4 separate regions of the Mus musculus genome follow, and regions 2, 3 and 4 are each linked to region 1. The links are chromatin loops, found by intact Hi-C in ENCODE. Cell type or tissue: heart. All regions are shown on one strand. Region 1 holds the start of Pik3r5 (phosphoinositide-3-kinase regulatory subunit 5). Region 2 overlaps Pik3r6 (phosphoinositide-3-kinase regulatory subunit 5). Region 3 has its middle 2.2 kb from the start of Mfsd6l. Region 4 overlaps Pik3r5 (phosphoinositide-3-kinase regulatory subunit 5).

The links. A loop is a pair of places that touch in the nucleus more often than their neighbours do. Peaks named below come from ENCODE experiments on the same cell type or tissue, not always from the same donor. Only the 100,000 strongest peaks of a DNase experiment are listed, where the experiment ranks them.
Region 2: a loop joins it to region 1, with 2.3 times the contacts of the local background. A loop is called at or near these places in 9 of 42 quality-filtered maps.
Region 3: it touches region 1 in a loop (2.4-fold over the local background); 9 of 42 quality-filtered maps call a loop at or near these places.
Region 4: it touches region 1 in a loop (5-fold over the local background); 18 of 42 quality-filtered maps call a loop at or near these places.

The regions. Positions count from the first base shown.
Region 1 is chr11:68,430,755-68,433,254 of GRCm38, reverse strand. Pik3r5 (phosphoinositide-3-kinase regulatory subunit 5) reads right to left here and starts at 1,130. Exons shown (of 19, transcript NM_177320.2): 1 at 993-1,130. Gm32046 (a long non-coding RNA gene) reads left to right here and starts at 1,170. Exons shown (of 2, transcript XR_388771.3): 1 at 1,170-1,344; 2 at 1,577-2,500. In heart, CTCF peaks have their summits at 996 and 1,220 (motif pointing left); a DNase peak (open chromatin) is centred at 1,174; H3K4me3 peaks cover 1,344 bases; H3K27ac peaks cover 715 bases; H3K27me3 peaks cover 2,194 bases.
Region 2 is chr11:68,543,186-68,545,685 of GRCm38, reverse strand. It overlaps Pik3r6 (phosphoinositide-3-kinase regulatory subunit 5), which reads right to left. Exons shown (of 20, transcript NM_001081566.2): 15 at 2,001-2,088; 16 at 1,639-1,709; 17 at 876-966. Among named protein-coding and RNA genes, the nearest start is that of Mfsd6l, 12 kb to the left of the region's middle. In heart, a CTCF peak has its summit at 941; a DNase peak (open chromatin) is centred at 915; H3K4me3 peaks cover 440 bases; H3K27ac peaks cover 757 bases; H3K27me3 peaks cover 777 bases.
Region 3 is chr11:68,552,712-68,555,211 of GRCm38, reverse strand. No RefSeq gene overlaps it. Among named protein-coding and RNA genes, the nearest start is that of Mfsd6l, 2.2 kb to the left of the region's middle. In heart, a CTCF peak has its summit at 1,110 (motif pointing right); a DNase peak (open chromatin) is centred at 871.
Region 4 is chr11:68,479,309-68,481,808 of GRCm38, reverse strand. The region is part of intron 5 of Pik3r5 (phosphoinositide-3-kinase regulatory subunit 5); the gene reads right to left. Among named protein-coding and RNA genes, the nearest start is that of Pik3r6, 22 kb to the left of the region's middle. In heart, a CTCF peak has its summit at 943 (motif pointing right); no DNase peak of the experiment used is centred here.

The DNA of each region.
Region 1 (2,500 bases):
AGTTTTACAAATAAGGAGATGTCATATGCCAGAACCTGGCTGGACTTCAGGTCTCTATTCCGTCTTACACCTTACCAAGCAAACTCCCCCATCAAGGCTTAAGAACCCTATTTAAAATGTGTTTCACCTTGGAAAGCTGTACTGTACAACTGGGTTCCAAAGACTCGACAGGCATTACAGGAGCATAGCTCTGCTCTGGGAACCGGGCCTTACCAGGCAAGGAAAGCAAAGTGGACCGCCATTCAGAAAAGGCCTTCAGGTGAGTTGGCCTGCTTTTAGACCTCCTGTTGCCAAAAGCCACCCCTCCTCTCGACAGGAGGCTTAACTCACTTCATACCACATCCTGCTGCTTTCATCTCGCCTTCCTTTTCCCTCTGAACAGCCTCCTTCCTCCTACTGTCCTGAACTTCTTGCATATTTACTACTACCACCCTAGGATGGGCCATCATGCCAGTCCTACCATGCACACACGTGTATACATTCACACACTCATACTCGCGTGTCTCCGGCGTGTAAACACTGTGCTGGGCGCGCAATTCCCAGCCCGCAGCCGCGTCTGAGAGTCACTAACTTTGGGCAGCCTGAGGCTCGGTGGAGGATAACGCCCCGGTCCTGATGCCAAACAACTCCTGTTGTCCACGTTCCTCCAGAGAGTTCAGAGCCAGAGACAGGCAGGTTCCTTCACTCCAGAGCACACGGTGGCTTGTAACCCAGCAGGAGGCTGCACACACACACACACACACTTGGCCGCATAGCTACTTCAATCTTGATGAACAGTCCTGGGACGCCCCTTCTGCCTCTGGGTTTGTCCCATGGGTTTGTGGGCCCCGGTCCCCTAGGTGGACCTTAACTATAGAACTAGAAGGTCGCCAACTGTCCAGCCTACCGGCTGCAGTTGGAGCACACTACTCCAGAATGGTCCCAACCTGCTCTGGCTGTGCTTCGAGCTCTTATACGCGTCCTCAGCACCCCCTGGCTGTCCAGCTACACACCTGCAGTCCCCGCTGGGCGCCGGGCGCCGAGCCCCTCTCCTGCGGCGACTCTCAGCAGTTGGGGTGAGGCCCCCGACCACCGCTCAGCGGCTGGAACCGGGCAGCAAGTCCCAGCATCTGCCGGGTCTCTACAACCCTAGGGGAGGCGGGGCCTTTGGGGCGGGGCTTTGGGGGCGGGGTATGACCAGGGCTAGCCGCCCAGCCGGGCTCTCTCGCCCTCTGGTGGCTCGATTGTGTCAAGCCGGTACATCCAGCCCTAGAGTTTAGGACTCAAAGCAGTTGCCCTGCGCTAGGACCCCATCCGCTTCGGCTTGTGTACCAGTACTGAGTAACACAGCTCCCCAAAAGTAAGGTGAGGTTCCGTGGGGCGGAAGAGCGTTTTGTCTGTGCAGGAGGGGTGGGTGGGGGCTTCGGGGAAGGAGGAGAAAGAGGAAGCTCCGATGAGCTGCTTCCTTCTCGCAATGCGACCCAGCGCCCCACTTCCTCCTACTACTTCTATTTTTCGGGTGCTCTTAACCCTTAAAAGGCCTGCACCCCTGATGTGCTGAGGAGTAAGCACCCTGATTCCTCTATTCCGTCTACAGGAATCTTCCTAGAAACTTCCAACCAATCCAAACTTCCAGCACTGCTTCTGCAACCTCTGATCTCACAACCCACCACCTCTACACGGTACCAGAATCTCTCATCACTTCAGCTGGGTTCCACCTTCCCAGTAGTAGATCTAGAACCGACCACAAGGTCATACGTTATTGTTGCTCAAAAGCCACAACCCTACCTGAAAGCTAATGTAAAAACCCAATGGTTTTTCTTTTCCTGACTCCCTAAATACCAAGAAAAAGCAACTTCCCTAAATAGACAGAAACAGAAAGTACCCTTTGGGCGGGCGCAGAAGTTGGAACTAGGTGGGAAGGGGCTCAATGCCCACCATAGGTCTAGCCACAGTGATCTCCATCCCAACTACCTGTTTACAGGTGAGGAGCCCGGCCGTGGGCAATGTGGTCCATACAACTCTCTCCCCAGTCTCTACTTTATTCACAAACATGTTGACATTTGGAGGAGAGGGATGGAGGAAGCAGGCTTCACTGTAAAGAAGCAGACAAGATTGGCAGTAGGTGCCTGAAGGAGAAGATAGAGAAGAGCGCATTTCACAGTCCAGGAATGTGCTAGAGAAGTTGTGGAATGTTTGACTTCTTCTGCATTCTTGCTATTCCCAAAACTGAAGGCAGAATAAAGCTAAAACCCCGGGAAGCTCAGGACCTCAGAAACCCAGCGATGCTGCCCTCCAATGGCACACCCTCTTTCTTACTAGCAGCTGTGGCGCAGATGTTGAGTTTGAAATTTTCCTCCCTTCAACACTGGGGTGTGTTGTTGTCCCTGCAGGGCCAACCACCAGACCTCAAGAGCACCTGGCATCTTCTGGACAGAAATTAAAGTGACAGCCACTAGAAGCAGTGTCCCCAGTGCAGCTGGAAAGACCCATGGGTGCCTCTGTCACTCGGTGGTGCCAC
Region 2 (2,500 bases), 110 kb before region 1:
CTGGAAGTGACCTTTTATGAAAGTATTATTTCTTGAGTTTCTTCCCTTTTATGCCAGTTGTCTCTGTAAGAACACCGATGCTGGAAGCAAGGGGATGCCAAGTTCGAGACCAGCCTGGTCTAAGGAGGAAGGCCACAAATAATGTGAGCAATGAATGACACAGGGGGAAAAATCAGCTTATATAGACATAGCACGCCATCAATATTAGCTTTCACAAAGAGCTCCTGGGTCCCTGGAAGGACAAAACGTGGTGACACAGACTACCAGAGCCAAACACATTTTTCAGGGGCTTAATTTAGCAGCACTCTGTTAGGTGCGGGACATTTTTTTCCCCTGAGCATGTGAACTCTCTGAGACAGATATTATCAGTATTCCTAACTCCTTCCTGAGGGGAAACAGAAGCAAAGAAAATAACTTCAAGGTCACCTCCGCAGGAGACTCAGAACAGGCTCTGAACCAAGCATGTTCACTCGATGCTCCTCTCCGCTGTCCCCCAGTCACTCCATTTCATTCGTTCATTTATTTTTATTTTGGAATAATATGTAAATCCAACATTTCCCAGGGGAAGGCTGCCAGCTCTGCAGGCCTAATTCAGAGAGGGGGCGCTTCTGCTCCCAGGTCCTTCTACCTTCCAGCTTTGGGAGCCAGCCTCAAGGCTGGGATAGCTAGCTTGTCAGCCAGTGGACCACCTGGGGGCTGGGGTCCTGCTTTACTCAAGGCTGCCTGGTTTCAGCCAACCACCCTCTGACCCCTGCCGAGGCCCCGCCCAGCTGCCGCCTCTCAACCTTGGCTTCCCTATTTCTTACCCTTTTTCCTCCTCCCTGATTTTCTCCTCATCCCTCCCATTTCCTCACTCTGCATTCCCAGCTCCTCACCTTCAGTGTCACCAGCTGGAATGGCCTTCAGGACCAGCCCGGTGGCCCGCAGAGAAACAGTGACCTCTCGTGGTCTGTGGCTGAGCAGGGCCTGGGGATGGGAATTGAGCAGAAGAGGGAGTCCCGAGGGCTTTCCTTTCCCCTGCATCTTCATGTCTCGCTTCTCCCAGGCTTCCACCCTACCCTGAGGTTCTCCTTGGGTACTGATACCAATAAGGGGCATATGGGCAGAGGCTTAGCCATTCTTAATCCCCAAGGAGCCAATCAGACGCCTAGATAGGTAGTTCACAAGGAAGAAGGTTCTGAGCAAGAAACTAGCTTGCTTTCCTTCTTTCTTTCTTTCTTTCTTTCTTTCTTTCTTTCTTTCTTTCTTTCTTTCTTCTTTCTTTCTTTCTTTTTTCTTTTCTTTTCTTTTCTTTTCTTTTCTAAGCTGAGGTCTCACTATATAGTCTTAGCTGGCCTCAGGCTCACAGAGATCCACCTGCCTCTGCTTTCCAAATGCTAGGCTTAAAGACATGCACCAGTGTGCTCACCCAACCTCTAATTTCTTAGAGCACACTGCCTCCTTGTCTACATGTAAGGTCAACCTCGTCCCTACACCATCGTTGCAGATTGCTCTGGAGGCTGAAAGAGTCTGGTGGTATCTTCAAGAAAGGCTGGGGGATCCCTTTGGCTCTGTCTACAACCCCCACCCCCACCCCAAAGGCTGGTTTTCATTCACTGTGCCTCCTAAGTTTTTGTTGGTTATGCCAGTGACACTGACCTTCTGGTAGCACATGGACAGCTCAGCTCCTGTGCCCTCAGCTGCCCCTCTCCTTCGAGGTGAAGAGCCCTCTGAGGGAAGACAAGAGGGGGTAGAAAGTGAGAGCCCCTTCCCCATGTCTCCCAGGCATAGCTGCTGGATAGACAGGGCAGCTGTTCCTGGATGGAGAGGCAACATCTGAGAAGATGGCCTTTCAGTCTGGGAGTGCCCTGAGACAGAGGTAAGTGTGGCCCTGGCATTCAGCAGGGTCCCATGACACAGTAAGGTGACCATGGGGCTGACATCTGGTGAGAGACCAGAGAGTGAGGGTAAGGGGCAGCTGAACCAGGGTGAGCTCTGGGAAACGGGGAGCAGAAGCTCACCTTTGGGGGACTTGGAGTCTTGGATCTTCACCTTCAGCTCTGTGAGGAAAATGTCCTCTGTAGGGTCGTGACTCAAGCTGGTGAAGATCTAGAGAGAAGAAGGGAGAAGGGAGGGAGGGACAGAAAGAAAGGGGAAAGGAGGGAGTTTAGAGAGAGCTTCTGTCCCTACAGCCTGAGGGGCTCCACCCACCCACCTGCCCATGCTAGGTTCTGAGCTGCACAGTGACAGCCACACCAGTCCGGACCTTTCCAGCAAGGTAAGCTAATAATGCCTCCGGTCCTAAGCTGATTTGAAAAGTTCCTGTGGCTTACATCTGAGTCCTTCCCAAAACAAAAGAATGGAGAGGAAGAATCAGGAGGCATTCATTCTGATCAAACCTATCTGCCAGATACTAGTAAAAGATACAAAATTCCAGCTCTATAGGAGGAGCAAGGTCAAGGGAGCAACTGCACAGTACAGTGACCACGGTTTGTAACAACACATTGTATTTTTAATAAGA
Region 3 (2,500 bases), 120 kb before region 1:
ATTCATTTTTCATTCAAGGCTTGCTCAATGCACCTAATTTGGCCGTGGATTGGAGAGTGGGGGGTGTTTGCCAGCCAATATGTATGTGTAGCTAAATTTGAAATGGTAATTTCTCAGGAGACGGGTAGACAGCTAAGGTCCTCCGCACTTTCTCTTACCATATGGCTGACAGACTCTCACTGATACTTAGAACCTAAGGATTAAAACGTTATTAAATTAAAATTTAAAAACTAAGAGTTGCTAGCTGGGTATGGTGACGCATGCCTGAGTCTAACACTTGAGGGATGGAGGCAGGGGGATCAGGAGTTCATCATCAGCCTCAGCTAGCTTTTTTGAGGTGAGACCTTGTTTACAAAACTGAGCAAAAAGAAAACAAACATGCAAGTGATTAATGGGTGTGGAGGCTTAATCCCACATCTGGAGGTAGAAGCAGGAGAATCAGGAGTTCAAGACCAGCCTTTGTTATATGAGATCTTGTCTCAAAGATATCAACCACAAACCTAAACACACACACACACACACACACACACACCAAAACAAAAACCTAATGCTTGTGTGATTGTGAACGTTCAAACTGGTCTGAAGCAGTTCACATCACCTCAGTTCAGAAAAACAGAAAATCCCAGGTCAGACTCAGTGAGGCCATGATTGTTACCAGTTTCAAACCACTAAAGACTGCCTGCCCTCCCACCTGCCAGCCCGCCTGCGCCGCCCCCCCCCCCCCCACCACAGTGCCCCTGCCTTTGCCTCTTTCAGCAGCCTTCCCCCCACTTGCTCTTTCCCGCAGCTGCTTTCTTGGCTCTTTGAGACTCTTTGGGCTTGACTGCTTCTGGCTACCGGAGAAAACATTTCCTGCTTTCCACGCCCATGGGCGAGCAGAGACTTTCTGTCAGCCTGGACTGCCTTTGGGTGTGTATACTAAAGCAACCCTGAGCCCTACTCACATCATCCTTGGCTTTAAGAATGGGTCATGGGACTTTCCCTTGTTCCTGGAATAATGAGGTCAGAGATAAAATGCCATATTAGTTACTTTACTGACACTCACCCCCCATTCTATATTGACTTGAATGAGAATGGTCGCCGTACACTCGAATATTTTAATGCCTGGCCCCCAGTTGGTGGCGCTGTTTGGTGGTAGTGGTGGGACAGTTAGCAGGTTTTACTGGAAGAAGTATGACACTAGGATCAGGTTTTGAGAGTTTTTTTTTTTTCTTTTGGGGTTTTGGGGTTTTTGAGTCAGGGTTTCTCTGTGTAGCTCTGGCTGTCCTGAAACTCCCTCTTGTAGACCAGGCTGCCCTGGAACTCGCAGAGATCCACCTTCCTCTGCCGCTGGGGTGCTGAGATTAAAGGCGTATGCGTCTGGCAAGGGCTTTGAGAGTTTAAAGCTGCCTCTCTGTTTGCTCTCACTGCTTCATGCTTGTGCTGGACAATGTGAGCTCTCGGCTTCCTGCCGCCATGCCCGCCCGCTGCTTGCTGCCATCCTTCCTGCCACAGTGGACTCTCATCCCTCTGGAACCCCTGAGCCAAAACAAACTCTTTCTATAGTTGCTCTTTGGTCATGACGTTTTAGCCCAGCGACAGTAAAGTAACTAATATGGATTCCCGGCTTCAAAGGATCCCACCAGCCCAGGGACTCCATCTAGTTGACAGGAAGGAGCTCAAGTCTAACTCCCTTGGACTTTTTCTATTTCTCCCCCATGCTATATGAGGCCATGGATCGTAGGGCCAAGAACACTACTATGGCTTTGTGTGATGGTTTGTATATGCTTGGCGCAGGGACTGACACTATTTGGAGGTGTGTCCTTGTTGGAGGAAGTGTGTCACTGTGGGCATGGGCTTTGAGACCCTCATCCTAGCTACCTGGAAGCCAGTCTTCTCCTAGCAGCCTTCAGATGAAGATGTAGAACTCTCAGCTCTTCCTGCTCCATCCCTGCCTAGACATTACTATGCTCCCACCTTGATGATACTGGACTGAACCTCTGAACCTGTCAGCCAGCCCCAATTAAATGTTGTCTTTATAAGAGTTGCCTTGGTCATGGTGTCTGTTCACAGCAGTAAGACTCTAATTAAGACAATGTACAACTTTTCTTTTTTACTTGAAACGCCAATTTTTCTTATTCTCTAAGCTCTGGCTTTCCTGAAGGCTCCCTGCATTCCTGCCTCTGCTTGAGAGAGTCCTTAAGAAAAAAAAGGGGAGAGGAAAGAGTAGGGGAACGGACCACAGCAGTGAATGTGGCACAAGACTGTTATCCAGCCTAAGAGAATTCATTTGGTTAGATCAAGTTCTGTCTTCTGACTTCCTGTGCAGCGCTGTGGTCATGGATCAGTGGGTAAAGGTGTTTGCTGCCAAGTTTGACAACCTGAGTTTTGTTTCCAGGACCCACACTGTGGAAGGAAACAATAAATTTCCACAAATTGTCTTCTGACCTACATATATATAATGTGTCACACACACACACAGACACACACACACACACACACACACACACACACACACACA
Region 4 (2,500 bases), 49 kb before region 1:
CCTTAGTGTGTGTATCTGACACCTCTCATAGTCTCATACCAAGGACCCTCAGCAGTGAGTAGCCACCGCTGGGCCCTCCCTCCTTTGATGAAGGGCCCGTCCTTCATTTCCACCATCAGTGGCTGCTCTGTCTGGCTCGTCACTCCCAAGTTTAGCATGCCATCATCCCAAGTTCCTGCCTCTCCACACCTGTTTGCTGGGCTGCTGAGAACAGCGCTTCTGACCAACAACCCACAAAAGCATCATCTCAAAGCATTGCGTGCACCCAGCTAAGGCTAGCCACATGGTTCTGCTTGAAAGTAGGAAGCAGTCTCTCTCCTTAGGTGATGCCCCTCCCCTGTACAGCGATCTCCCTGGACTGCTTCAAATCAAGGAGCCACTCAGTTCTGTGTGCGCAGAGGCACCGTCAAGGCGTCCGGAGTTTAAATCCTTTTCCTCGAAATTGCAAAAGGAAAGAAAAGCTTTGTCTCCCGGAAAGGGAACCCGGGTCAACAGCCACAAGTCAAGGCAGGTCCATGAAAGAGACTGACCTTACACTGACTGCTCATTTAAGATGAGCAGACAGATCAGCGGATCGGCTGGAGATGTGAGGTGTAAACCCTTGCAAAAGAATTCACAAGTGAAAATCCAGTCCTGAACTTTTGAGGGCTCCTGAGTTGGGGTATAGAATGTAATGCTTCAGTCAGCTTGTGTTTACATGACAACAGCTAAATGCCCCGGATGCTAAACACAACATAGAGTAAGTAAACGTTACAATGGGAAAGCAAAAGGATTACAATGTATCATGTATGGGGGTTTCAGTCAATTAGCTAATCAACATCTAATAATCTAAGTGCTGCTTTTTAAATACCATTTTGAGAGATTTTATTTATTTATTTTTATGATGTGCGTATATGGTATGTGGGAAAGTGCGTATATGCATGCAGGTGCTCCAGGTGGCCAGAAGAGGGTGACAGATTCCATGGAATTGGAGTTAAGATGGCTGTGCACTGTCCCATGTGGGTGCTGGGAACTAAATTTGGATCCTTTGTGAGAGCAGTGTTTGCTCTTAATTGCTGAGCCATTTCGCCAGCCTCCATTTTAGAAAACTGAAGAGCACCCGTACCAAATGACTGCTATGGTCATTAATCAGGGTTCTGCATTGGTTAACGCCTAGGAAGGGTACAATTGATGGACATTTTCTCTCTGCTAAATCTTTGCACAGCTGTGGTTAGTCTTCCGGATTGAGTTTCAGGAATGGAATAGTGGTGTAAAAGGGTGATGCTGGAGCCAGCCCTCATCATTTTCCCATCAATACTGGTATTTTCAGTCTTTTTAAAAGTCAGCTACTTTGAAAAGGAAGGCAATAGCTCCTTCCAATTCTGCATCTGCTTCGGTCCTAGAGACCATTATTCTCTGGGTCCTTTCTGAAGCATGTGAATCATATTTATTCAATATATAATTGATATATAAAGTCAATATAAAAATATTTATATTTTCACTGGTGTGTCTGACAATTTTTAAAACTGACTCAAAAGAACCTTCCATAGGTCTGAAATAATTTCACACACACACACACACACACACACACACATTTGTCATTTGTGTTCCATGTTTGGGTGTTCAGTTCTACACTTCCCGATCCTCATAGCTCTCTGTAGCTTTATCTTAGGAATGGCCTTGGCCACTCCACTTTTTTTGCAGACCAGGTTCACATCTCCTATTTTTTTCTTCCACTATTTTTATTCTCTTGTTTTCGATGCTTAAATCTTTTACTTATCTGCAAGTTATTTTATGTTTAAGATGGAACTTCGTTTAATTTTTTTTAAATTGAGACACAGTCTCTCTATGTAGTCCTGGCTGGCCTGGAACTCATTATTATAGACCAGGCCGGCCTCAAACTCACAGAAGTCCACCTGCTTCTGCCTCTAGAATGCAGAGGTCAAAGGTGTGAACTGCCAGTGCTCTGCAGGATTAGAATTTTAACTCATTTCTAAAGTGATCTGCCAGCTATCCTGATGGTACTTATTAAGTGACTGAGCTTTTTTGTTGCTGGTTTGAGGGTGCCTCTTTACCATGGCATAGCTTTTGTGTATTTAATCTGTTTCTAGATATTGCCTTTGGCTCTACCGATCTATTTCTACACTAATAGGTGCTATTTTAATAACTTTAGCATTATGAAAGACCTAGTGATGCAAATACCTCCTTCTTAGTCTCTTCTAAGAGCATATAAATAAACACATAGCAAATGAATAAATCAAATGCTTCTGTAGTCTGTTTATAATTTCAAGTAGGCTATAGTTGTTCCAGTTTAAATGACCTTGGTACTTTGATTGGGACACATTATTTCCATAATACCTGATGTTATTATGATACTGGTTCAGTTCCACAATGTCTTTCTTCAATTAACAGTCCTTTAGTTAATGCTGACATCTCTGTGTGGGTTACTCACATTTCTTATTTTAGATTTTTTTTTTTAGGTTTTTATCTCTGTTGTATTCCCCCCTCCTTCTGTGCCTCC